2 separate regions of the Homo sapiens genome follow, and region 2 is linked to region 1. A link is an interaction called in ENCODE POLR2A ChIA-PET data of the cell type or tissue named here. Cell type or tissue: B cell. All regions are shown on one strand. Links, peaks and the distances in the headings refer to the core of each region. The heading gives the core; the rest is flanking DNA. Region 1 has its middle 21 kb from the start of HIF1A. Region 2 overlaps PRKCH (protein kinase C eta).

Region 1 (11,308 bases), core at 7,249-9,748:
TGCATTTGCATCCATCTCCTTATTTGATTTTCAAAGCCACCATGCAAAACTATTTAATACATTGCACTAAGAAATAGGTTTATGGCAGGAGTTTACAAAGAAAATTAGTGATAAGACTAGGATTCAAATCTCCAGAATCCTGTTTTAGTTTTTTTCCTTTTAAATATATATTAAGTTGCCTAGTAAAATATTTTACAAATATTTATTTTGAAAATATAATAGGGCATTTCTGGGTTGGCCAAAACTAAGATTCCAATACAGCTATGGGGACAGAAATAGGCACCTTCCTTTCCATGTACATCTATTCCATTTGATTTGATTTATAAGGTTGCTGATAAGCCTTTTGGGAAAATAACTGGGATAGCATCAATAATTGGATCTCAAGCATACACAGGAACTTTTAGATAATGAAGAATCTAATGAGAGCAAAATAGAACAAAAAAAACCAGCTGAATCTCACAGACAATTTGCCCTATAGGGAAAAAGCCTGGTGTGAATTGGATTTAGCAACAAAAGCTAAGGGATTGAAGAGCAGTTCTGGGTTTTTTGTTGGTTTTAAACACATTAGGTTCTAAGAAATGTTGCTGTGGGACCCTTTAACATAGTTTAACACAGAAGGGAGAAAACTGTTTCCTTTCTCACCTAGCAACTCACTGCTGCTGTGCTATTACAACTTAGCAAGGATTGAGAGCACTGGTAGCTGGAGGGGCTAGCAAGGATCTGTACCTGGTGTAAAACATGAACATAGCAGAGGCCAGCAGCTGCGTGTAAGCAGAGCTCCAGCCGGCATTTAGCTGCACCAGAGCCCAAGCATGGCAGAGGCCAGCCACAGTTAGGAGAGTGAATGACCTGGACTACTTAATTAATGCATGCAAGACATTCCTCTGGGATTCTCAAAAATCTTTAGGGAATTGGAATTCCTGCCTAAACAGGTGGTGACTTCTACTAGCAAAATGTCATACAGGATTACAAGACAATGAGTACTGTTTTCTGGATTTTGGCTCCTCTTAAACCATGCTGTTCTAGGTTGCTTTGTGGTTAGAAGTTTATCTTAAACTGTCTGAATAATTCCTTTTTTTTTTTTGAGACAGGGTCTCACTCAGTCACCCAGGCTAGAGTGTGGTAGCGCAATCTTGGCTCACAGCAACCTCAGCCTTTTGGAATCAAGTGATCCTCTCACCTCAGCCTCCTGAGTAGCCTCAGGCCCACTCCACCACACCTGGCTAATTTTTGTTTTTGTTTTTTTTGGAGAGACGAATTTTCACCATATTGCCCAGGCTGGTCTCCAGCTCTTCAGCTCAGGTGAACACCCACCTTGGCCTCCCAAAGTGCTGGGATTACAGGCGTGAGCCACCATGCCCGGCCTGCCTGAATAATTTCTAAGCTTATTCTTAGTGAGTGATCTTGATTTCAACTAACTCCTGAATACCATGCAATTATTTTCTCATTATATTGTTTTAAAATATTTCCAGTGAAGGCTGCTAACATGCAAATTAAACTTTGTCTGAAGTTGAAATGATACTTCACTAAGTTTCTGAAAAATCCAACCAATAAATATAAGCTATTTTTTGTGTTTGCGGATTTCCTTTGCTAAATTTGTGTCTCATTCACTTTCTAAAAAAATGAATTATATCAAAAAAGTTTACAAATTTTGTTGACAGGTTTCTTCAGAAAAACATCTGACTTTTCTACATCGAGACCTTATATACTGTTTCTTAACAACACTTAATTTTCTGAAAAGGCAGAAAATGTGACTTACTATGTGACTATATTTTACTGATGGTTTTAATTATTACAGTGAGAGAGTGATAAAGAACTGGGCTAACATTTTTGCAACCAGTTGATCTAGATGAACAATGCAGTTTAATGCAAGAACATTAAGACATACTTCTTTCAGGTGAGCTATAAACCTTTGTGTCTTCCAGCCACGGAATTTGCTCCATCAGAAGCACTGGACACCTGATTCTCCAATGGCACTTGTGTTGTATTAAACAAAAACTTTATAGTAGCAAAAATCGATGTTCTAGTATAGTCAGTTTCTAAAGAACTTACAAACATCCCTTCTTGCAATACACAATCATCATTGAGACAACAAACAATTGCCATTAGGAGGGTTTTATTGTAACTTTCATCAATTTGAATAGAAATTTTTTCTTGTTTTGAATGTGCCAATTAACTGCTTTTAAATGTTAACTAACAACTCATACATATGTCTTTGAATTGAATTCTTGCTCAATGGCAGTTCTTTCAAAATACTGGATTTTGCTTCATCACTATTGAAATTGCAGTCTAGGCAAATGTATGAGCATGACCAGGTTTTGTAAGGATTTCTGCAACTTTTTAAGACCCAATCATTTCATCCTCATTTGTTCATGTGTTCTTAACTAAGGAAGTAGCAGTGTTACATTGCTCAAAATTCTGTTTGAAATTTTTGAAATACTCTGTAAGTTTACCTTCTTTATTAAGAACTATTACAATATAAGACACATAGACTGTCTTGAGTTTAATGGGCTTTCAATAAAATCATAGTCAGATATTCAGAAAGATATTCTCAATATTTCTTTTCAGCAGTTGACAAAATTAATGATGGGTTGAATGACTTTTGTAGAATTAAATAATAATGTATAAACTATTTTTACTTAATTCTCAAAGTCCAAGTCATACACAATAGCACTGAGGGTCAAACATAGACAGTACCCACAAGGTAGCCAATGGTGGCCAATAGACACAGAGTACACCTCTCACCACACAACCTCAAGACAGAGCAATCCATCAAAAGAAAGTCTGCCAATCACAGCCATCTATTCACCATAGTTTTGTAGCATTGATCTTTTTATACCTTTTGTGTATTTTCCATAAAGTCAATGTCAATATTGCTCATGTAATGCCTAAGAAAACCCAATAAGAGAAATGATATAAGGAATAAGATATTGTCAGGTAGGATCGAGCTTTGGAGAACCACAAACTATTATGATATTTAAGAGTTTTTTTCCACCCAAGAATCTATTTTTGCTCTTTTGTGGGCAATATTGCCACCATTCAAAATGCACGTATTAGAGGTACTTGTCATGGGGAAAAAATGTCATTTGAAGTTCATGTCAAGTCCCGAAAGGACAATCACATTAGACATCTGGGGGGTTCTGGTACAAAGCCATGCCTTCTGCTGCAAAGAACTACAAACCAGTTAAAAAGCAGCTCTGTAGGCTACTGGGCTGTGGTAGGGTTAGAGCATATGACCATGAGACATCAAGTAGCCACATACCTAGAGCTGCCCATTGTGAGCTGAACTCTTTCAGACTTTACCTAGGGACCCACTTTATAACAAAGGGGTGCAGCTGTGGCACAGGGCCATGGGGTCTGCTGGTTCTATCATATACTATATCCCCAGAAGCCATCCAGCCTGATAGGATGGTGGAACAGACTCTTACAAATGTATCTGAGCCTCCGTCTTGGAGACGATACCCTGTGAGTTTGGTTGGTACCATATCCCAGAATGTGAGATAACCCATTATATGGTACTTCTGTATCCCTAATAGAATACAAGGGTTTGGGAACCAAGGAATGGTATAGGAATGTCCCTTTATATCATCACTTCCAGGAAGTGATTTGAGAAATTGTACTTTTGAGAAATCTGTACTTTCTATCCTTGCTTTGGGTTTTGTGGATCTGGAGGCGCTATTACCAAAGCACATAATAAAAGTATTGCATTTCATGAGAACACATGGACACAGGGAGGGGCACAAGACATGCTGGGGCTTGTTGGGGTGAGGGGTAGTGGCAGGGTGAGGTAGAGCATCAGGATAAATAGCTAATGCATGCAGGGCTTAATACCTAGGTGATGGGTTGATAGGTGCATCAAACCACCATGGCATATGTTTACCTATGTAACAAACTTGCACATGTATCCCGGAACTTAATAAAATTTAAAAAAAAAGTATTGCATTTTGAGCTCCAGCTGTTACCTGGTCACTTTGGGCTCTATTTTACAAGAGACTAGCAAGCAAGAAAAGGAATCACTATCCTGGCAAAAAGTAATTGTTCCTGATCGTCAGAAGAATGTAGGGCTACTACTCCACAGTAGGGGCAGTAAAGAATGTGTTTGGCACTCAGGCAATCCATGGAGCCTCTCTTGGTTTTCCCATGCCCTTTTGTTACAAGTAAATGGATACCATCAACAGCCACCACCGGAGAAGGGTAATGGTAACTAGAGGCTCAGATTCTTCAGGAATGAAGGCTGGGGTTACCCCACCAGGCAAGCTGCCTAGACCAACAGAGGTGTTGAATGAGGGTGGACAGTGCAGGAGGATAATGAGTATCAGTTATGACCCTAAGATATTTTGTGGCAGCTTCAGAGGCTGGACACCATCACACTAACCTTTTTAAGTTGTCCAGAAAACATGGGGGTTTCCCAAACAAACTCCTGGATAAGCTACTCTTAGATGGGGCAAACTTGTAAGAAACAAGTGGAATTGTGAGGTGTGGTGGCAGGCTTTGGTGAATTCTGTGGTGCTCCACAGAATCTCTTCAGGGTTGGCTCATCTAACCCCAGCTGCTGGGAATATTAACTGATAGCTTGCAGCTGTGTCTCTCTCTGCCCTTTGCCGTAGAAAACGACCATGCCAAACTCTATCTCCACTGCGATGGGGTGACCTGCAAACAAAGCCTAGCTCATGTGCAGGTACAAACACATAGCCAGATTACCTCAATCTGAGACAACTCAGAAGGGCCATCTCCATTCCAGAGCTGCCTGCCGGATTGGCTAAAGTCTCAGTTGCAAATGCACCGGGGACTGGCTTCTCCCTCTGCCCAATATTGTCTTCCTTTCCTCTTTGCAAATATATCTCCTTAGAGATCTCTCCAATAAATCTTTGGCATGCAACTTTGGGTTTCAAGTATGTTTCCAGGAAAGCCAATTGCAGAAACTACACTAGAAAATAATTAAAAAATTCCCCAACAAACCAACCGTAGTAACCTGGTTACCACCAGCTGCAACCAGGTGGTTAAAGTGGCAAACTTTTATGTTTATTACAGCAGTATTTACAATAGCAAAGACTTGGAACCAACAGAAATGCCCATCAATGATAGACTGGATAAAGAAAATGTGACCTATATACTCCATGGAATACTGTGCAGCCATAAAAAAGAATGAGTTCATGTCCTTTGCAGGGACATGGATGAAGCTGGAAACCATTATCCTCAGCAAACTAACACAAGAACAGAAAACCAAACACGCATGTTCTTACTCGTAAGTGGGAATTGAACAATGAGAACACATGAACACAGGGAGGGGAACATCACAGACTGGGGCCCGTCGGAAGACGGGGGGAAAGGAACGGGAGAGCATTAGGACAAATACCTAATATATGTGGGGCTTAAAACCTAGATGACGGGTTGATAAGTGCAGCAAACCACCATGGCACGTGTATACCTATGTAACAAACCTACAAGTTCTGCACATATATCCCAGAACTTAAAGTAAAATAAAAATTTAAAAATGGCAAACTTTGCATATGACATTATTATTGTTAACTTCAGGTAAAATAAATTTTTGTTGTTGTTGTTATTGTTTTATTTGAGATGGAGTCTCACAATGTCACCCAGGCAGGAGTGCAGCGGTGTGATCTCTGCTCACTGCAACTTCCACCTTCTGGGTTCAAGCAATTCTCTTGCCTCAGCCTCCTGAGTAGTTGAGATTACAGAAGCGCAACACCACGCCCGGCTAATTTTTTTTTTTGTCTTTTTAGTAGAGATGGGGTTTCACTGTGTTGGCCAGGCTGGTCTTGAACTCCTGACCTGGTGATCCGCCTGCCTCAGCCTCCCAAAGTGTTGGGATTACAGGCATGAGCCCCCGCACCTGGCCAATAAATGTTTACTGATTCAATCATGTCTTAATAAGTCTCTTTTGTTTTTAAAAAATGTGGTTTGCCTGAACAAGCACAACAAATATTTATAGTACAGTAGCAGAGATTTGCAGAAAAGTGTAAGTATTTATCACTAAGTAGAAAGTTGATGGAATTTTAGGGGAAAATAGGGTGAGGAGGTGGAGGTGAAAGGGCAGAAATTATCTGTTCTTTCTTCTGTTTATTTCATTTATTTTGTTTTAAAAATAAAAGCTTTGGTCGCTTATGGCTGAAAGTATTCGTTGTGTAAGTCCTGTTAAAAAAAAAGAGAGAGAGGATCTCCCTAGACTTATAGTAGTCTTAAAACAATGTTGTCATTAAACACTTTTGCTAATTTTTAGATTTAAGGCTTATAGGTTCATTATTCCTTCTCATAGAATGAGCTTTTCAACTTTCTACCTCACAATTATTCGTACAATATAATTTATAGAAGAGACTGACCTAAACCCAATCTGACTTAAATTATATTCTGTGGTATTTTGGAGGGAGATTACTGAAAGTCACATCGATGGATTCTTAGCCCAGGGAAACTGTATGGCGTCCTAAGTGGAAGCTGTGTTAATTCAGGAAATTCTTTGAATACTTCTTAAGAAAACATCCTCAAAAACACTGCTCTGAGACAAGAGCCTCCAGCACAACGCAAAGGTGCCCTAAAGGCCCCATCACACAGTAATCACAAGAATTGATAAGTGCTTTGGTTTGCAGATGAGAATTTTTAGGCATAGGAAGGTGTGACATAATAAAAATATATATATATTCGGTCTCTGCTTTTGTTCCTGGCACAGAGGTCCTGAAACCCTTGTAATTTCATGAGCCATTGGGGTGCTACATGCATCTTTTGTTCTAATATTTGGTCATTGACCCCGGTTCCTGACACAGAACTTCTAATCTCTTGGAATTCCTGGGTCATAGGAGCATCTTTTGCTCTAACAAGGTGGCACTCGGCAGGCTCCTGGGTGGGGACTGGCCACCAGAAAGACCAAGCCATGATTTGAAACTTGGAACTTTCAGCCCCACCTTCCATCTTTTTGGAAGGAAACAGGGGCTGGAGATTGAGTTAATAATTAATCACGCTTATGTGATGAAGCCTCCGTAAAAACTACGGGCCAGGTGCAGTGGCTTGTGCCTGCAATCCCAGCACTGTGGGAGGCTAAGGTGGGCAGATCCCTTAAGCCCGGGAGTTTGAGACCAGGTCTAGCTAAAAATACGAAAATTAGCTAGGCCTGGTGGTGCACGCCTGTAGTCCTTGCTACCTGGGAGGCTGAGGTGGAAGGATCACTTGGTCCAGGAGGTTGAGGCTACAGTGAGCCAAGATCACACCACTGCACTCCAGCCTGGGTGACAGAGTAAGACCCTATCTCAAAAAAAAAAAAAAAAAAAAAAGAAAAACTGAACTATGGAGTTTGGAGAGCTTCAGGGTTGGTGAACACATCCACATGATGATAGGGTGGCACACCCAAAGTCCACAGGGACAGATGCTCCTGTGCTTGAGACCCTTCTGAACCTTGCCCTACATGTCTTGTCATCTGGCTGTCCATTTGTGTGTGTGCGTGTGTGTGTGTGTGTGTGTGTATTTTTTTTTTTCTTTTTTTTTTCTTTTGAGACAGAGTCTTACTCTGTCGCCCAGGCTGGAGTGCAGTGGCATGATCTCAGCTCACTGCAACCTCCGCCTCCCGGGTTCAAGCGATTCTTGTGCCCCAGCCTCCTGAGTAGCTGGTGTGGGATATGATGAGGTTTCTCTTCAAATAGTCTGATCAATCTTTTATTCTTTAATTCATAGTACCCTCCCCCCCCCCCACTTTTTTTCTCCTTTTTTCCTTTGTTAGATGCCCAGGCACGCCACAGTACCAGGCGTTACCAGTACCAGCTCACATTCCTTTCCTTATTTGGAAAGAGGACTAACTTTCTAGCTCATTACAGACACCCCTTCCCCTTCCTCTCCACTTTCTTTTACGTGCCCACCTTATCTAAAAAAATCAAATGTTTAGCCAACCGGAATTAGTTTAGATTGTACAACCCGACCCCGGCCAATGGGGAAAGGGTACAGGGGCAGGACTGACTTGCGTCAGGAATAAAGGCTCTCGTGCCCCTTTGTTCAGGTGTGCTCTCATGGCAACTGGCCGAGGAGGCACCCCTCTGCGCAGAAGTAAAATTGTTTGGCTAGGAATTCTTTGTTCGAGTGTTCAATTTCCTTAGGATTTGAGCGATATTTCTAACACTGGGGTTACAGGCGTGCACCACCATGCCCGGCTAATTTTTGTATTTTTAGTAGAGACGGAGTTTCGCCATGATGGCCAGGCTGGTCTCATGATGGTCACTCCTGGCCTCAAGTGATCTGCCAGCCTCAGCCTCCCAAAGTGCTGGGATTACAGGCCTGGCAACTGCACCCGGCCTCCATTTGTATATTTCAAAACATCCTTTGAAATAATAGGCAGTAGTAAGTAAACTGTTTTCCTGGGTTCTGTTAGCCACTACTGCCAATTATTGAACCTGAGGAGGAAGTCAAAGGAACCTCCAATTTTTAGCCAAGTTGGACAGAAGCTGTGGGCAATCTGGAGACCTCTACTTGTGATTGGCATCTGAAGTGGGGGGCAGTCTTATGAGACTGAGCCCTTAACCTATGGGATCTGACACTATTTCCAGGTAAGTAGTGTCAGAATTGAGTTAAATTGAGTTAAATTCTCTGACACCAGCTGGTGTCAGAGAATTGGCTGGTGTGGGGAAAACCCCACACATTTTGGTCACAGAAGTGTTCTGTAAAAGTGTGAGTATAGAGACGAAAAACTGTTTTCATTTTCCCTTACATGTGGTGTCAGAAATAGAGTTTTGAGAGTACAGTAGAAGAAAACAGTTTTTTTCCTATTGTATAAAAGGATGTCTGTTTCTGGCAAAACGTTGTGAACTCTGTCAGCCGGAAGTTTCTATCAACTAGCACTTCCTCTCACACTTCTTTAAGCAGATTGTACTGTAATTATAATTGATATTTGTAAAAACAATCCACAGGCAATGAAAACATTAAAGAAAGATTAAATTATGCTGCATATAGTCTAGTGTAGTATTAATTACATTTTACCCTACAGTTCTCCAATCCCATGAAAATCGGTAAACTTGCACGGTATATATGGAAATTTTATTACCCGGGTGGTTCCGTCCTCTTTTCTTGCTGTTTGGGTTGTCCCCTTCCCGTTCCTATCAGCAACTGTCCTTTCCAACATTTCATATAGAAACTGGAGGCAGTTGGACAAGAACTCACTTGACTTCCTGCATTCCTCTTGACAAATGTACCTGCATCTGCTCCCATCCTTATCTCTTTCGCTCTAGGAAGAGATGTCTCTCCTGCTGCCAGCAGCTTATCTCTGCTCTCTGCTCTTGTCTCCCTATCTTCAAGGACCCAGAACTATCATTGATCTCCTCTCTCACCTGTATTATCAAAACTCCACCCTGATTCTTTCCCCTTTAGCGTACAAACAGGCTCAGATGGCTCCCATCTTAAAGAGAGGCTTTCGATTGCACTGTCCCCTCTAGGTATCATTTTTTTTTTTTCTTTTTTGGAGACAGTCTCATCCTGTCCTCTAGGCTGGAGTGCAGTGGTGTGATCATGGCTCACTGCAGCCTCGAATTCCTGGGCTAAAGAGATCCTCTCACCTCAGCCTCCTGAATAGCTGGGGCTGGGATTACAGGTATGAGCTACCTCACCCAGTCTCTCTCACTTAATACTGCCTTCCCTTCACAACTAAATCTCAAAAGAACAGCCTACACTCATTGTCTCTACTTTTTCACTTCCCAATCACTGCTTAGTCCCATTATCTTCTATTCCCATCACTCCAGGAAACTGCCTTTATCTAGGTTTTATTTTTTCTTTCCCCCACTTTTTTTTTTTTTTTTTTTTGAGATGGAGTCTTGCTCTGTCACCCAGGCTGGAGTGCAGTGGCATGATCTCAGCTCACTGCAACCTCCACCTCCCAGGTTCAAGTGATCCTCCTGCCTCAGCCTCCCGAACAGCTGGGACTACAGGTGTGTGCCACCACGCCTGGCTACTTTTCTGTGTTTTTAGTAGAGATGGGGTTTCGCCATGTTGGTCAGACTTGTCTTGAACTCCTGACCTTAAGTGATCTGCCTGCCTTGGCCTCCCAAAGTGCTGGGAATACAGGTGTGAGCCACCACGCCTGTCCTAACTAGGTTTTAAATTGCTTAATTCACAACATGCTTTAGAGTTCTTATTTCACTTTTCTGATCTGCAAAATTTGACAATTTCTTCCTCCTTGAAACACCTCCCTTGATTTCTAGGATACCCATCCTTGGCTAGTTTTCTATATGCCTCTTGAATCGCTTCTTCTTCATTTTCTGCCTAGGCTTTTGCTACTCAGTATTTCATCATCAGCCTCTTCTCAACTTTTCCCTCTCAACATTTTATTATAAAAAATTCAAGTTAGAGAACAGTTGGAAGACTTGTGTAGTGTACATCCATATACTTGCCCCTTTGTCACTTTACCTTATCACTCTCATTGTCACTCCTACCCCAGGTATCTAGTTTAGAACATTTCTGGGTTCATACCTATCTAGTTCAAATGGATATTTCTACCTGGACTCTGGCCCAGCGCTAGAGGCCTCTCAAACTCAACATGGTGAAATTGAAGTCATCATTCTAGAGTCACCCTTTATTTTTCCCTTTCCCTTATCAGTCTGTCACTAAGTCCTGTCAATTCCATTTCTTTAACACCTCTTCCCTCTGTCCAAGTTCAAGCCCTGATCATTTCTTTTCTCAACTGCTCTTCCTGCAGCCAGGCCTGCTCATCTCTAATTCACTCACCAGCAGCTGCCAGAGTGTTGTTTGTAGGTGCAAATGTGATCATTTCAATTCCTTGTTTCATCTTTCAGGAATTTCAGGTTAAGCTCCTAACCTTTAGCACAGCCCTTCATGATCCCTAATGAGCTTCATCTTTCACCAGCCTTTCTTTTGGACTTTAGGAACCAGCTATAGAAAGCTACTTAAAATTCTTGGAAAAATCTTCTGTGTTGATACCATGCTAACTCTTCTCACTGGTGTGTTTTCCCTTACCTTTTCACCTAAGTTTTGTCCTTCTAACTTCCAACAACTTTTCCAAGCTGCCCTTCAAAATACAGTTTAGACACCACCTTCTCTGGGAAGACTCTGGGAAGAAACTTTTGTTCCTACCATTCTATCACCCCTAAGTGTGGGTGAGATGTCCCTCATAGAGCACCTTCCCACAGCACTTTGTGCTTATTAGTTAATTAATTGATTCATTTAATACATATTTGAAGGGTTACAATGTGCTTGATTAGGTGATGGGAATATAACAGTAAATAAAATAGGGCTGCTGCTCCCAAATAATTTACACACTAGTTGGGGAGTTAGACCAGCAAAAGAAATAACTGTAATAAAGTGT
Region 2 (16,706 bases), core at 5,331-7,830, 210 kb after region 1:
CAAAGTTCTGAGCAATGTGGAAGGGTACTTTTTTTTTTTAAGTCACTTACAACTGGTGATAAAGATCATTTTTTTTAGCCCGGTAAAGCAGACAGCTCTGAGTGGCGATGATGGCTAACTGGGCATGGTGTTTTAATTGCGATTGGCCAGAGATGTGTCCTGAAGCCCAAATAAGAGGCACAAATCAAGTGAATGAGCAGATCCTGTATCTATGAGCTTCCAGAAGAGAAAACAGAAACCAGTCTTACCACTGAATGTCCCCAAAACTGAACTCATGCCATTCCATTCTCTCCAGGCTTCAAACCGGCCAGAACCCTGGCCACTCCTCTTTAAAAAGTCCTATCAGGTGTACCTCCTTAGTGTTTCCTTGACCCCACTCCCATGATTGCTGCCTTGGGGCAGGCAGGTCCATGGGCCACTGGCCCTCACCAGATCTGCTGCTATTAGCCTCCTTCTATAGACAGCAGACAGAGAGGAGCTATGACATATTTGTTCCCTATTTTTCTTGATTGTGTCCAACTCATCTTGAACTGCCTTTCACCACTGGTAGATATGATTGTAGAAGGTCTGGGCTGGCTGCAGGGATAGGTTAGTTTCCACTTCGCATGCCCTCAGAGAAAACCGTGGAGTCTGTGGCTCGGTGGTCCCTGGGGAGTGAGGAGCCAGAAGAACAAGGAAGCTGACTGACAAACACATCCCAGGATTCACTGCACAGCGACGGAAAAACGTGTATGGAGAGGAGGGAAGAATTTGGCTAGCAGGGATCTCCTCTTTTGTTTTGGTTGGGAGTTATATATTACATCATTTTAATGTTTAGAACGTCATATACCACAAGAATGGAATTAAGAGATTCTGGGAAGAGTTCCAGGACTCCCATTTGTAACACCTAAGCCATAAGTCATTCAAGACCAGAAGTGGGCAGGAGTGAGCTAAAAAATACAGGCTCTTTTGCTATAACTAAGAATTGGAAGCCTCCCACAGAAAGGAAACAGGAACTCCCTGGGTGGCCCCAAAGAAAAGACAGGGCATGCCAAAGCCCTCCAGCAAAAAAGGGGAGGGTCTGCTGGCGAGCCTGAGCCAAACTATTAGCTTACGGGGAAGGAAGGAAAAAGAACCTTGTAAAGAAAGAGTCAGTCGCTCTTGATAGCACATGGGTTAATACAGGGATGGAGACGGGAGGTAGACAGGGCGTCCTCACAGCCTGATGCAGGGGCTGCCAGTGAACAGACTAGTCTTGCCAGCGGGATGAGAAAGATCGTGCAAGTGGCAACGGGAGCAAATGCAGCCTACTGGGGCTGCTACTCTTGCCATTCTGCCTCTTGCTTTAAACCTCCCAACCCCTATAATAGTGACCCAGAACCCACCACTAACCAGAGACAGTACCAAGGACCAAGGACTCGAGCTACGCCTCCCCCCAGTAATCTCACTGCATCCTACAAAAAATATAACGGAGCACTTGATATGCAAATGCAGCTTCAGACAAGCCCCCCAGACTCTTCAAGCAGATGACGGCTCTGAGCCTGTCTGAAAGGAAAATCCAGGAATTGCCACAGGGAGCAGCTGCCATGGAGGGTCACCAGCTGAGACTATAAGATGAACAATCTGTTCATGAGCTTCAGGCTTATAAGCTTCCCAAAGAATGTCAGTTTCATGAGGGCAGGGACTCTTTTCTGTTTTGCTCACTGCTGCGTCCTCAAGGCTTGAAGGCGAGCCCTATGCCTTGCAAGCACTCAGTGCATATCTGCTGAATGAATGAACACCTTCCCCCCTAACCTGCCAGTGCACAACTCTCTACACGACGAGTCTGCTAACTTTATGTTGACATGGCTGTTTCTGCTCATGAGATGCTGTGGATAATTCCGGACCTAGAAGAGATGGATGCAGCTGGGTTCTCAGCAGAGATTAAGTAATTAAGGAAAACCCAAGTTATTTAAAAACTAGAACATATTACAGGGTATGATTTTGATCCAAAGCAGTCAGGTTTTTAGACTGTATGATTTTGTCTTCAGGGTGGGGTGGCAGCCCCTTGGCAGCCGCTTCAGGTCCTACCTGGCAGTCCCAGCTCATCACAGCAGGACTCAACCCAGCTTCCTAGGGAACCATCTGCAGCCCACACCCGAGGGGCTGCTTAAAGCAATCAGTTGGCTTTAGTCTCACAGCCAATCAGGTTGTACTTCTGAGCACAGACTGGCACATACTTAAGAGTTTCCCCTAGAACCCAATGTTCATTTTCAACTACCTTTCCTTTTGTAGCATAAGGACTATATTTACTACATGCTATCTACTGTACACTTTTCTTCCATGTGTATTGGTCTTCTCTTCCTAATTAGAATGAGTTTTTAAAAAACTGTTTCTAGCCAGGCACGGTGGCTCATGCCTGTAATCCTAATACTTTGGGAGGCCAAGGCAGTAGGATTGCTTGAGGTCAGGAGTTCAAGACCAGTGTGGGCAACATAGCAAGACCTCCAACTCTGCAAAAAATGAAAACAAATAAAAGAACTGTTTCTTTTGCCTAGCATTCAGTCAGTGGGATCCTGGATTGACTGATTTTTCACTAAACCACCTGGCAGAACACCCATCTCATTTTCACCTTTTGAGCAGTCCTGGCACTTGGTGTTTCAATACAGGGCCCTACTGAAGCCAGAGTATCTATAACTTGGCAGGCTTTAAGGGTTCCAAGTTGGGTCCAGGAAAACCATAACCAAGCAATCATCACCCCAAAAGCTTTCAGTCATCATGAGACACAGGGGCAAAGTGTGACCTGGGTTGTGTTCTGGTTACATCAAAGATTTAAATTATACTATCTTAGCAGACATGGAGGTGGCGGTCTACTCAGTCTCTAGGTTGTCAGTGATAATGATGGCTACCAAAAACAAGACCAGTTACAACAGAACAACCTCAAACTGAAAAAAACAGGCCAACTATTTCAAATCCTTTTGTCACACCAAATATCTTGGCAGTCGCGTCCAAAGAGACAGAGCCAAAGACACAGCTTGAACTTCAGGTTCTCTTATTCCTATTCATTTTTGTGGCCCTATTTAGCTACAGAAGGTCAGAAAGCCTGGTAGCCGGAGAGGACAGAAGCAAAGGTCCCAAATAATCCCCCAAAAATCCAGATCCTGGAGAAGGCCTATGCACATTTTGTCTTCAGAGAATCTTCAGCAGAGAAGGAGGCGGGTCCAACATATGTTGGCCCCAAAGTCAGATCCTGTCTTACTATGGAAATAAATCCACAATTAATAACCTAAAAAAAAGATGGAACACTATGAATAAGGTAGGAACATGCAGAGACAGGAAACACCATGTTCTGGCTCATTTTCTATTTTGATCTGAGCCAAAGGCAAACTGCAACAAATGACCCGCAGCAAACCAGATTGTATTTGTAGCAGCCACTGCTCAGGGAAAGGGGGAAACCTGGTTCCAAACAGATCAGAGGAAATATCCTTAGGTATTTCCCAAAAGGCCAAAAACCACCTATTGTGGAAAACTGCCTCTATTCCCGTCTAATGACAGTATTCTCAGTTGTACATATTAGAGACTCAAAACTTCTATTTGTGATATAATGGAAATGGCTTGTATATTATTTGGCAGGACAGTCAGGTCAGGAATCCATGCACTGACTCTGGCTTACTGTGTGATCTGGGGCAAGTTGTTTAATTTCTCTGGATCTCAGTTTCTAGGCCTTTAAAATGAGGATGATACTCTTCCCTGGATGCTTTGGGTATTAAATGAGATATTTTGTTCAATGGATATTTACGGAATGCCAATGTGCAGTTTAGTTTCATAGACATTGGTAATGAATATGAGCACCTAGGACATATGCTAGGGTCTCATGAACTGCCCTTTCCTTCTTCGCTCATCCCCTCCTGCAAAGTGGGCACCATTCAGTCCCCAGGAATCAACCAACTACCCCAAGGCATGAACAGAGGCTTCTTCAGAATTCCCATGCCTGTAAAGGGGAAAGTCTCCCAGCCTTTCGGCTATACTTCCCCTTCTCCTTGTCTAACCCTCTGTCACAGGGCCTCTTCCCCTTGCGCTGGGTGTCACAGCAACACAGAGCACAAGCAGTAATGCCACTGTAGGGTCTGAGCATGCCTTCTCCTCCCCACATCCAGCGGCTGGCAGGGGCTCAGCCAAATGCTCAGTGAGGCCTCAGGAAGGGAAAGGGGAGCTGGAGGCGCTGGGAAGCATCAGAGCTGGACAGGGCAGGCTGCAGCCCCGCTACGACCCCACATGTTGAAGCCAGCTGGAGGGGCACTCCCTAAAGGTACGTTGGCCAACAGGTCCAGAAGTAAGGAACACACATTTAGGTGGAGAGGCTTATCTCAAAATAAAAGGCAGGGGAACTTCTTAAAGACAAGTGGGCCAGCTAAGCCAGAATTAGAACTCAGAGCTCTTGTGCTGAAGGTCACAGTGCAGTTCCCTGCCTGGGAAAATTCTGAAAGATGAATTCCAGGGCCACATGACTACCTTGCTGCCTGGCTGCTCTCTGCCTCTCCCACTTCTTCGCTAATATTTAATACAACAACAATGGAGAAAGTAATACAAAGGAAAGAATGTTCCTTTGCACTCAAGCTGCAGGTACACTGAGCACACGTGAGATCATTTTGTGCCAGCATGTATGCAGCGATGGCATTTATTTCACAAGATTCCAAGATATTCTGACCTTCAAAAACCAGGATTTCAACTTTGTTGGCCATTTGAGAAGTGGTTTCTTACGGAAAGCTATGGTCCTGCCAGGAACTCCATCCTTGCAGGCTGACATCGTAAAGACGCCCCAGCAGGCAGAGGAGCGGGAGGAGGCAAAAGCGACCGGCATCGGAGCGTCCTGTGGCCCACCTGAAAGCGGTGGATCCTAAACTCAAACTTAAGGCATTCCCAAAACAATGAGGAGTACTTCGCTCAGCCCTCTCACCCAGTCCCAGGGCCTGCTAGTGAGAGGCTGTTTCGGGCACTGGCCACAAGTGTCTTCTGTTTTCCAAATGGAAACCTTTGCTTCCATAAACTGGGTCTCCGAACAAAGCCTCAGACCAATATTTACTTTGCTGCTCCCCCTTCCTGTGATAGCCCCCCTCCATCCCTCACCCCCTAGTCTTTGTTCCTCTCTCTCCAGGAGGAGAACCGAAGGGGAGGCCCCTGCGAGCCGGGGATGGGGGATGGGAGGCCTGGATTCCAGCACATCCATGCCAGGGACTCAGCTGCTGACACAACCCTCACTGATTCAGATAAAAGGAGTGTGATGTGAATTTCGCCATAAATGAGTCAGGGAGACAGCATGTACTAGGCCGTATCCCAGGTTCTGAGAGACCAGGGGTCTGGTCCCTGACTTAATAATGGCTTATTCCTCCTACCCCCATTGTTGAAGAAATGTAATCCTATTACCAAATTTGGTAAATAGGAAAAAAATCCTTCATAATTCCACTACCTTAATCCAGTCCCTGATAGCTTACTGGCATAATTTCCTGGCAGTCTTTTTTGAGGCTGGGGAGGGGAACGGGTCTGCCAATTCACTATCTTGGGCAGAACCTGACTTGGATACAGACTGTTCATCATCATAACCTCTGTATTATTTCCTGGATTCTAACCTCCTATTTTTACCATTTTCTGTGATAGATTTTAGGCAAATGACTTAACTGCTCAGTGTCTCACTTTTCCATTTGACATAATGAGGATAATAATTGCACCTATCTTATAAGGCTGTTATAGGAATCACGTGCAATAAACAATACATGTTAGGTGCTTACGACGGTACCTGACAATTTAACTACGTAACATAAAATTATCTCTTGACTGGCTGAAAATTCTCATCAAATAGTATATTATTGAAGTGTACCCCCATTGCTAAATGCTGAAGTTGTTTCTAATATTTTCCTACTATAAATAATGCACGACATCAAAGCAATCTTGACCAAAAAGAACAAAGCTGGAGGCATTATACTACCTGATTTCAAAATCTACTACAAAGCTACAGTAATCAAAACATTATGGTACTGGCATAAAAACAGATATATAGACCAATGGGACAGAATACAGAGCTCAGAAATAAATCCACACCTTTACAATCAATTAATTATCAACAAAGATCCCAAGGACACACAACAAAGAAAGGACTGTCCCTTCAATAAATGGTGTTGAAAAAACTGGATATCTACATGCAGAAGAATAAAAACAGACCCTCATCTCACGTCACATAAAAAAATCACTGAAAAATGGACTAAAGACTTAAATGTAAGACCTAAAACTGTAAAATTACCAAATGATGACTTAGGGGAAGAAATCTGTGACACAGGCATAGGCAATGGCTTTTTAAAATATGACCGTAAAAGCACAGGCAACAAAAGCAAAAATAGACAAATGGAACTATATCAAACTAAAAAGCTTCTGCAAAGTTTCTGCAATCAACAGAGTGAAGAGACAACCTGTGGAATGGGAGAAAATATTTGTAAAACACATATCTGGATAAGGAGTTAATATCCAAATACAGAGGAAACTCAAACAACTTAATAGTAAGAAACAACCCAATTTTAAAATGGTTAATGGACCTGAATAGACATTTCTCAAAAGAAGACATACAAATGGCCAACAGGTGGTGGGAATGTAAATTAGTTCAACCATTGTGGAAAACCATGTGGCGACTCCTCAAGGATCTAGAACCAGAAATACCATTTGACCCAGCAATCCCATTACTGGGTATATACCCAAAGGATTAATAAATCATTCTACTATAAAGACACATGCACATGTATGTTTATTGCAGCACTATTTACAATACCAAAGACTTGGAACCAACACAAATGCCCATCAATGACAGACTGGATAAAGAAAATGTAGCACATATACACCATGGAATACTATGCAGCCATAAAAAAGAATGAGCTCATGTCCTTTGCAGGGACATGGATGAAGCTGGAAACCATCATTCTCAGCAAACTAACACAGGAACAGAAAATCAAACACCACATGTTCTCACTCATAAGTTGAACAATGAGAACACAGGGAGGGGAACATCACATGCCAGAGCCTGTTGGGTGGGAGGGCAAGGGCAAGGAGAGCATTAGGACAAATACCTAATGCATTCGGGGCTTAAAACCTGGATGACCAGTTGATAGGTGCAGCAGACCACCATGGCACATGTACACCTATGTAACAAACCTGCAAGTTCAGCACATGTATCCCAGAACTTAAAGTAAAAATAAATGAAAAGTAAAAAAAAAAACAAAACAAAACCACACACACAAATGGCCAACAGGTATAGAAAAAATGCTCAATATCACTAATCATTGGGGATATGCAGATTAAAACCACAATGAGATATTATGTCATACCTGTCAGAACAGCTATTATTGAAAAGATGAAAAATAACAGGTGTTGAAGAGGATGTGGAGAAAAGGGAACCCTTGTACACTGTTGGTGGGAATGTAAATTAGTATACTCATTTGGAAAACGGTATGGAGGCTCCTCAAAAAATTAAAATAGAACTACCATATGCTCCAGCAATTCCAATACTGGATATACATCCAAAGAAAATGAAATCAGCATGTCGAAAAGATGCCTGCACTCTCATGTTCACTGCAGCATTACTCACAATAGCCAAGATATGGAATCAACCTAAGTGTTCACCAGTGGATGAATGGACAAAGAAACAACGGAATATATACACAATAGAATACTGTTCAGCTTTTAAAAAGAAAGACATCCTGTCATTTGCAACATGGATCAACCTGGAGGACATTGTATTATTTGAAATAAGCCAGTCACAGAAAGACAAATGCAGCTTAATCTCACTGATATGTGTAATCAAATAAAGCCAAACTCATAGAAACAGAATAGAATAGTGGTTACCAGAGGCTGGAGGATTAGAGAGATGTTGACCAAAAAAATATATATAAACAAAGCACTGAAAATTAAACATCTTTATGAATAACATTTTATTCTTTATATTATTTTTGTAGTCCAGATTATCAGAAAAACAGATCCAGGAGTATACATTTTGTGAGTTTTAGTACAGGTTATCAAATTAGTCACAAACTATTAGGATTTGCAGTGCTATCAGAAACAGATAAGGATGCCCATTTATATACTTGTAAGCAGTGTATATGATTATAAAAAAAAAGGGGAAATAATCTATGGGTTCATAAACCTTTGTAGCAATCTTGATAAATTATCAAATATTTGAAATTTGCTTACTATTTCCTTTTTGCCAAGAACAAAAGGACCTATAAAATACTTACCTTCTCAATGTTTGCTGTCCCCTCCATGTGGGTGTCTGGGCTGGCCATTGGGAAGCCCTGGGACATTTTTCCTTTGGTGTGAGGATGGAGGGGGTCATCACCACAGTTGAACTGACTCACTTTTGAACAGCACTTCGCACTGTACAAAATATTCTGCATTCTCTCATTTGACCCTCACAGCGATCCTGTTTTCATTTTAATGATAAGAACTTTAAGGGTCAAAGGAATTTTAGGACAGACTCAAGCCATTTAGATGGTGGAAAACAAAGCTAAAACACAGTTCAGGTTTTCTGTTCCCAAGGGCAATGCCATTTCCATATTGTCAGGTTGGAGGGGAGCCAAGACAGATAGGAGGTGCTTAAGCCGAGGCTGAATCAACCAACTAAATGCGGAATAAGACAACATATGGAGTCAGAGTCAGCCTGACCTAAACTTGAACTTTGTCTCTGCCACTTACAATCTAAGGGATCCTCGGCTAGTTACTGCCCTGCTCTGGGCTTCAGAGAGACTGATTCCACAGGGCTGCATGAGGAGAGTGCTGTTTTTACAAAGGCCCTCACAATGAAATGCTTTGCAGGTAGAGTGGCTCCAACACCCCCTCTCACTCCTAAATTCTCCAGGGGAGACTGTCACAGTTCAGCATTACACACTGATTAGCATCTTACTTGAGAAGCCAGGGCCTGCAACACTGGGCAGCTAAAAAGTAAGCATCTTTCTGCTGTAACTTCTCATAGCAAGTAACACTTTCTGTTCTTTATAGTTAGTTTTCCAACAGTAAATGGGGATAGTTTTACAACAGTAAATAAGGACTTCCAACAGACGAATGCACAGCGAGCAAATGCTATGTGTACTGTGGAGTCCGATACCTTGCAAACCTCAAAGAAGGCAACAACGACAGCAAAACTAAAATTGTATACCTCTATCTCAGCATTAGAAAATCTCCTTTGCTGCTTTTTTTTCTTTTCTTTTTTGAGAAAAAGTCGTGCTCTGTCACCCAGGTTGGAGTGCAATGGCACGATCTTGGCTCACTGCAACCTCTGCCTCCCGGGTTCCAGCGATCCTCCTGTCTCAGCCTCTGGAGTAGGTGGAATTGCAGGCATGCACCACCACACCAAGCTACTTTTTGTATTTTTAGTAGACGGGGTTTCACCACGTTGGCCAGGCTGGTCTCAAACACTTAGGCTCAAGTGATTGCCCCACCTCGGCCTCCCAAAGTGCTGCCTGCGCCCAGCCTCACTTGCTTCTTTGAAGTGGGTTCCCACTACTTCTTTATCATTTAGCCTAAAGCAGGGGTACATTCCCTTTATCCTTTGCTTTGGAGACATCTACTACAACACACACATCTTAAACCGCAATGGCAGTTCCATGCCTTTGGTTTCTCTGGTGGAGAAATAAAAGTAACTTTGCGGTAATGACTGCCACCTTGTGGTCAAACATAAAACTTCCACTAGGAAAAATAGACTTCAATGCTAGTAAAGGCTTCACCCACTAAACACTGGGAATCTCATGTGGCCGCTAAAATTTTGGTATACTGTAGAATTTATACATTTTCCTGGAACATTTTGATTGCATATGCTATATTGATTGGGTTCCCAATCTGTTCCAGGTTACTTCCTCATTTTACTCTACCATAACATGATCTGTTGATGAGATCTTTGCTTATAATCACCAGAATTTCCTTTTACAGATCAAATTCCCCTGTTAGGTATGAGATACTTCTTTCTTTGCTTCAGCAGTAGTAACTTGGAACCATTGCTGCTGCAAGACCAGGTAAGCTCACTAAATATCAGTTGACTGCTTGACTCAAAGGTTACCACCTGGTGAAGATGATCTAACCTCATGTCATAGGAAACCATGTGATGTTTGGCTCAGGCCCTAGGAAGAAGATCTGAGAGGTCACCTGGCTCTGCGGCTTGACTCATGGTGTTCATGGTGGTGTTCAGGAGGCTGGCGCTTGAAACCCCGGCGGGCAACCAGTATCAGCTACCAGCTATCCCTCTCAAGCCTCAAGCTGTAACTCCACTCCTCTATTCCAAGAAAAGAGCCCAACAAGGGGGTGAGGGCAGGGGAGGGGCTTTACGTTGGCAAAGTGCCCAGCCAAGGAAGTCGTTTCAAGGCTACTCCAGGGAGCAGTGTGGGGCAGGGAGAACTGGAGCTCCAGGGGAACCAAGGACCAATCCAGCAGAGGGAAAGCAGAGGATGGGGGCAGGAGCAGCATGGGCTCCAGGGCCATCAAGAGCCACTGAGGACCAATGAGGAGCAGAGGGGAAGGGAGAGGCGCGCAGGGGAGCCGAGGCCCACGAAGCCATTAGCTGCCTCCCCATTTTTTTTTCTCTTGATAACGCTGGGGTGGCGTGGGAGTCCAAGCCATGTATCTCCTTCAGTGCGTCCTGTCACCAAGCTCCCAGACTTCTCTGCTCCACCCATTCTCCAGGCTGCATGTGGCCCTCCCAACACAGATTTGAATACTAGTGACCCTGAAATGTATGAAAACGCCCAGCTTCACTCACAGTTAGAGGAATGCAAGTTGGAACTTCAAATATACCATTTTTCTAACTCTGAGATGATCCAAATGACAGAGAGCATGCCATGATGGGAAGGCGGGGAAATGCACCTTCTCACTCAAGCTTTGGGAGTGTGAATTTAGAGACGCAGCCCAGCAAATAGGAAGAGCCTGCCTGGACTCTGCCGTCAGACCACCTGGCTTCAAACGCTCTCTGCCACTTAGGAACTAAGCTTCTTTGTACCTAACTTTTCTCCTCTGTGAAATGGGGTGATAATAACAGAACTTATTTCAGAGGGTTACTATAAGGATTAAATAACAGACATAAAGCACTTAGAACAATGTGTGGTACATGGACAATAAAACGTTCACTATCTTTAACCACAATGGGGGAGGGGGCAATTGAACTCAATCAAAATGTGAAATGCATATACCCTTTGACCAAGCAATACTACTACTAATAATGTGTCATACAGAAACACCAGCATAAGCACACAAAGACAAAAGTACAAGGGGACTCACTGCAACAATGACTGAAATAAAAGACTAGGAACACAATACATAGCAACAGAGGAGGAAAAGTTAAATTAATTATGTCATGTTCTAAAATGGAGTACTATGCAGCCATTAAAAATGAGGCAGCTTGGTATATAGAAATACAAAACAATTTCCAATATATACTATTAATATTATGTCTTAAAAAAATAAAGTGGCCAGGTACAGTGGCTCACGCCTGTAATCCCAGAACTTTGAGTGACTGAGGTGGGTGGATTGCTTTAGCCCAGGAGTTTGAGACCAGCCTGGGAAACATGGCAAAACCCCATCTCTACAAAAAAATAACAAAAATTAGCCAGGTGTGGTGGCATGTGCCTGTAAGTCCCAGTTTCTCAGGGGGCTGAGGTGGGAGGATAGCTTTAGCCTGGGAGCTTGAGGCTGCAGTGAGCCATAACCGTCACTGCACTCCAGCCTGGTGACAAAGTGAGACCCTGTCTCAAAAAATAGATTAATTAAATTTTAAAAATACAGAATCATGGGCAAAGTATACTATTATTTGTGTTTTTAAAAGATAAACATGTATGCATATATGTGCTGTATATATATGCTTTTATGTACAGAAAATTCTCTCAAAGGCTATAAATAAAACGAGCAATACTTGTTTCTTTCGGAGAAAGGATATGAATATTTGGAGGATACTTATATTACCTATCGCAAGAAATTAGATTTTCATAATTAAAACATACAACCTGATACGTCATTCCTCTGCTTCCACTTCTTCCATGACTTTCCATTGCTCTCAGGACTAAACCCAAACCCCTTAACACAGCCTACAAGGCTCTTCATGGCCTGGCCCTGGCCCACCTCGGCTGCCTCAGTTCTCAAGGCCCCTGTTCAACCTCGATATGCTGTGTGTGCTGAGCCTCCTTCACACCTGATGCTCTGTCTCACCAGCAGACCCATAGTGTGCTGTTGACCCTGTATGACATATTCACCTTCATTCTCTGCCTAACTAATTCTAATTCACTCGTTTGGTCCCAGCATGGCTTTACCTTCCCTAGAGGTGTATTGCCAGCCTCCCTGACCAGTCAGATGCCCCTATCCCGCTCTCGTGGAATCCCCTACTTCCTTGATGGTGGCACAGGCCAGGAACATGCCCAGAATTCACTCTCCCAGAATGCCTTTTGACAGCAAGATTCTGACACATCTGTGGCAGACCCTCCCTCTTGGTGCCTTCTCCAGGGCCATTTTCCCTCTTCATTGATACCAAAAGCCCAATTTTGAGCCTGATTCTAAATAAAAGCAGAATGCCCTGCTCCAGGGGCTGAATCAAGGTTGGTGTGAACCAATCATGGTCTGCCAGCTTATCTTGGCCTGATATTTGCTCTTCCAGCCTCCCTTGCTAAGGGCATGATATGGTTTGGCTGTGTGTCCCCACCCAGATCTCATGTTGAATTGGAATCTCTAATGTTGGGGAAGGGCCTGGTGGGAGGTGATTGGATCATGAGGCAGATTTCCCCCCTTGATCTTCTCATGATAGTGAGCTCTCATGAGATCTGGCTGTTTGAAAGTGTGTAGCTTTTCCCCCTTCACTCTCTCTCTCTCCTGCTGTCACGTGAAACCCTGCTTGCTTCTCCTTCACCCTTCCGCTATGACTGTAAGTTTCTTGAGGCCTCCCCAGCCATGCCTCCTGTACGGCCTGTGGAACTGTGAGTCAATTAAACATTTTTTCTTCATAAATTACCCCGTCTCAGGTAGTTCTTTGTAGCAATGTGAGAACAGACATACAGGGCAGTTGACCCAAGTCTAGGAAAGATCTTCCCTCCCTGAGAAAAGGGGACTGGCCATGAAGCCCTTCAGCCCCTGCCCTTATGCTTTCTGCTTTGGATGCTATCATGCCAAGGTGTGGCATCTAGGGCTGCAGCAAATACCTTGGGACCCCAAGGGAAAGACATGTCCAATGTCACTGAGCAACAAATCCAACCGTAGCACTGTTACCACCAGACTTCTCATTATGTGAAACAACAAGTAAAAAGTTTGTACTAATGAACCAAACTCATCCTTTCTATTTATTGTTTAATCCACCGCTGGTCAAGTGTTCCATTAACTGCAGCCAGAAGCATTCCTAAACGCACGCCATTACAGGGCAGACAGATTCAATTCTTAAGACCAGTCCATGGTTTCAGGCAAAGGGTCGTTGCTAAGGCCAGAAGCAATGCCCTGGGATGTTCCAAATCAAGGTACCTCTCTGGGTCCTCTCAGACCCCTCTTCTAAACTCCTGTGCCCAGGTCAGAACCAGCCCAGCATTTAGGAGCAGAGTCACAGCCAAATTCATCAAGACAATGAGCCCATGGCATTTTCTCTGTTCTTAGACTGCTGTAACTTTCATTCACCTTCACTTCACCTACAGAAGATTTATGTATGATGACCTTTTCAATCCTGGGACACACAACCCTCACGGTGCTCCTTCCCCAGGACAGCACAAGGGGAAGGGGTGAATTCATAAGCTTCCATTTTTCCTCCAGAGGTTGGCAGAAGTCACCAATACCTCCATATGACCCTGCCTTGGGAGCCCATCCCCCAAAATTTCTGATACTCAACTTTATGAAATCTCCAGTATCTTACTGTCTCAGCTCTGTAAGAAAAGAGGCTGTTGGTGCAGTGAATGTGATTCATACTTACGGGGGTCTGAAAGCAGCAGAACAACTGAGTGAGGAAGGGGTGATTGCGGGCCAGAGACAGGATCCTTTTCTCGGTCATGGTGCATTCCACATCATCATCCTGCAGAATCACGTCCTTCTTCAGCACCTTCACAGCATAGAGGTCTCCTGTTTCTTTTACTCTTGCAAGCATCACCTATGGCAAAGCAAAAGGAGGGAGCATGAGGGAGTCCTCTTGGGGGTCTTAGGGTGTGTGCACACAACAGGAAGAAAGAATGGCACATGAGAAATGTGAGTATGTGCGCATGCGTGCACACACACACACACCCCCCATACACAGAGCACACTTACTTCAACCCAAACAGTTAAAGCCAAGACTCACCTTCCCAAAACTCCCCTTCCCCAACACTCGGATGAACTCAAAGTTGTCGATACCAAGTCGGTTGGAAGAATTAACCCCAATCCCATTTCCTTCTTTGCTGCTCTCCTTTCCCTGTCGTCTTAGGGTCGATCTGGAAACGAGTTTCTGAAAGAGTAAGAACACATTAAGTCAGAAATTGCAGCAGAAGCATGGAGCACCCATGCACGAAGAAGACCTTATTGGCTGGGAGCAGTCTCACCCCCAGTATAACGTGGGGGAAAGATCAACTCAGTTTGACAGATGATCGGTTCTGCCACTCGAAACTCCCTCAGTATCAGCTTCTGAATCTGTGCTTACTGCTTTGTGTAAAAGGTCAATTAAAAATACGTCTAAGCCATGGAGTTACAGTTAGCGCTCAAGTGGAAGTGCATGGAAACACCAATGCCTTGTGTGGTCCCTTGGGTGCCTTCTGCGGTGGCTTTCCACGGGAAGGTCCCATTCCACGAGCGCCACCTAGTGTCCACTTTTTACAGAGAGCAGTTCTCATGTCTACTCAGAGATTCAAGCATCATTCAGCACCAGGACACGAATGAAGCAACGTTTTTTAATCAATATTTTAAATTATATAGGAGAAATAAAAGTCCAATGTGAATATTAGAACAATGATCAAAAGCATGAAGAATAAAAATCTAAATACCTAAAATCTCACCAGCCCTCTGCCAAAGATATCTATATCCATGTATAAATAACACACACGCACACGTTTTTATACTTGGTTAATTTTTAAAAACATAATCAAATTATGGTTTCATAACATACATTTGTATTCAAAAATTTGTCCTGGGTATTTTTCATGCCTTTAAATTTCTTTCAAGAATATGAGTTCTAACGGCTATTCAATATCCATTTCATGGATATCTCACAAGGTATTAATTCCCCTGCCATTAGAAGGATGAGGCATCTCCCCTTTTTCACCACAGTGAATAACACTGGAGTGAATACACTTCATGCAAATCTTCAAAACAGAGTAATTAAGGGTCTAGCTCTCAAGCAAGCTGCCTGGATTCAATAACAGCTCTGCAAGCTAACCTAAGACCCTGAGCAAGTTACCTACCCAGCCTCTCCCTACCTCAGTTTCCTCTTCTGACAAAGAGAAGGTTAAAGCATCTGCCACATGAGTCATTAGGAGGCCTAAATGAACAAATGCATGTAAAGCACTTAGATTGGTGCCTGGCACATTCAATAAACTTAAGCTGTATTGTCATTATCATTATTCAGTTTCTTAAGATAACTTCCTGCAAATGGAATTCCTTGGGCCAAAGTGCTAATTTTGAAGACTTCTGATACACAGCCAACTTACCGTCTACAATAAGACTGACCAATCTACACTCTCACCAGCATGATGAGAGTTCTAGTTTCAACACAATGAATGGAAGGTAAGTGTGCCTGCCTCAGTTGGCTTTCCAGTTCCATCCTACTGAGTACCTGAGGATGTTGCTACCTAAAGGCAAGGTGACTTTTGCAGCTGGCCCACCTTGAGACATTTATAAGATAAGCTACCACTAGACAACAGATCAAAAGTCTAACATCCAGCCAGGCACCGGATGTCATGGATTAAGGATACTTGATTCAAATGACAAGTGCACTGTCCATTCCTAAAGATCGTGCTGCATGATCTTTATTCCTATTCTTATCTTATTCCCATTGTATCTCAGAAGCCCTAGTTCAGGCTGATATCTTTAATCTCTGCTCTTCAGGGATAACTGTCCCATGCATTAGCAATCCCCGCACAATATTGGCATCCTGCCCGCCTACCCACAAGACAGACAGACCGGATTTCAAATACATTTTTTTACATAATAGGTTTCAAATACATTTTTTCACCATGATTTGATGAAACCCATTCATCTAAATCACATGTAACAGTCATTGCTGATTTAGTATGATCTAATATAAGGATTAAAACATTTATCGTAGTGGCAATTCAATAAATTGTCAATAGGCCAGGCGCGGTGGCTCAAGCCTGTAATCCCAGCACGTTGGGAGGCCGAGACGGGAGGATGACAAGGTCAGGAGATCGAGACCATCCTGGGTAACACGTTGAAACCCCCCATCTCTACTAAAAAAAAAAAAAATACAAAAAATTAGCTGGGCGTGGTGGCGGGTGCCTATAGTCCCAGCTACTCGGAAGGCTGAGGCAGGAGAATGGCGTGAACCAGGGAGGCGGAGCTTGCAGTGAGCTGAGATTGTGCCACTGCACTCCAGCCTGGGCGACAGAGCCAGACTCCGTCTCAAAAAAAAAAAAAAATTGTCAATGAAAGTCCCTGATCTACTAGGCAGGAGTCCTTCAGTAAAAAGGAAATGAGGTGGTTGGTGCTGACATTTTCAGGATTATCAAGAATCTCACAGTAATTGCACTTCCCTTCCTCAGCACCCAGAGATTAATTAGTTGAGT

What was found. ChIA-PET counts read pairs that join two places held together with the same protein. Peaks named below come from ENCODE experiments on the same cell type or tissue, not always from the same donor. Only the 100,000 strongest peaks of a DNase experiment are listed, where the experiment ranks them.
Region 2: POLR2A ChIA-PET joins it to region 1 with 8 read pairs; 6 of 35 experiments call an interaction of 5 or more read pairs at or near these places.

The regions. Positions count from the first base shown.
Region 1 is chr14:61,668,675-61,679,982 of GRCh38, reverse strand. No RefSeq gene overlaps it. Among named protein-coding and RNA genes, the nearest start is that of HIF1A, 21 kb to the left of the region's middle. RefSeq lists enhancers at 629-1,129, 8,507-8,586. In B cell, for the core only: no CTCF peak of the experiment used is centred there; DNase peaks (open chromatin) are centred at 8,702 and 9,202; H3K4me3 peaks cover 1,450 bases; H3K27ac peaks cover 2,462 bases.
Region 2 is chr14:61,454,886-61,471,591 of GRCh38, reverse strand. It overlaps PRKCH (protein kinase C eta), which reads right to left. Exons shown (of 14, transcript NM_006255.5): 8 at 14,273-14,416; 9 at 13,913-14,086. Among named protein-coding and RNA genes, the nearest start is that of PRKCH-AS2, 82 kb to the left of the region's middle. RefSeq lists enhancers at 4,592-5,508, 13,491-13,660, 13,522-13,691, 13,985-14,154, 16,659-16,706 and a silencer at 9,947-10,241. In B cell, for the core only: no CTCF peak of the experiment used is centred there; no DNase peak of the experiment used is centred there.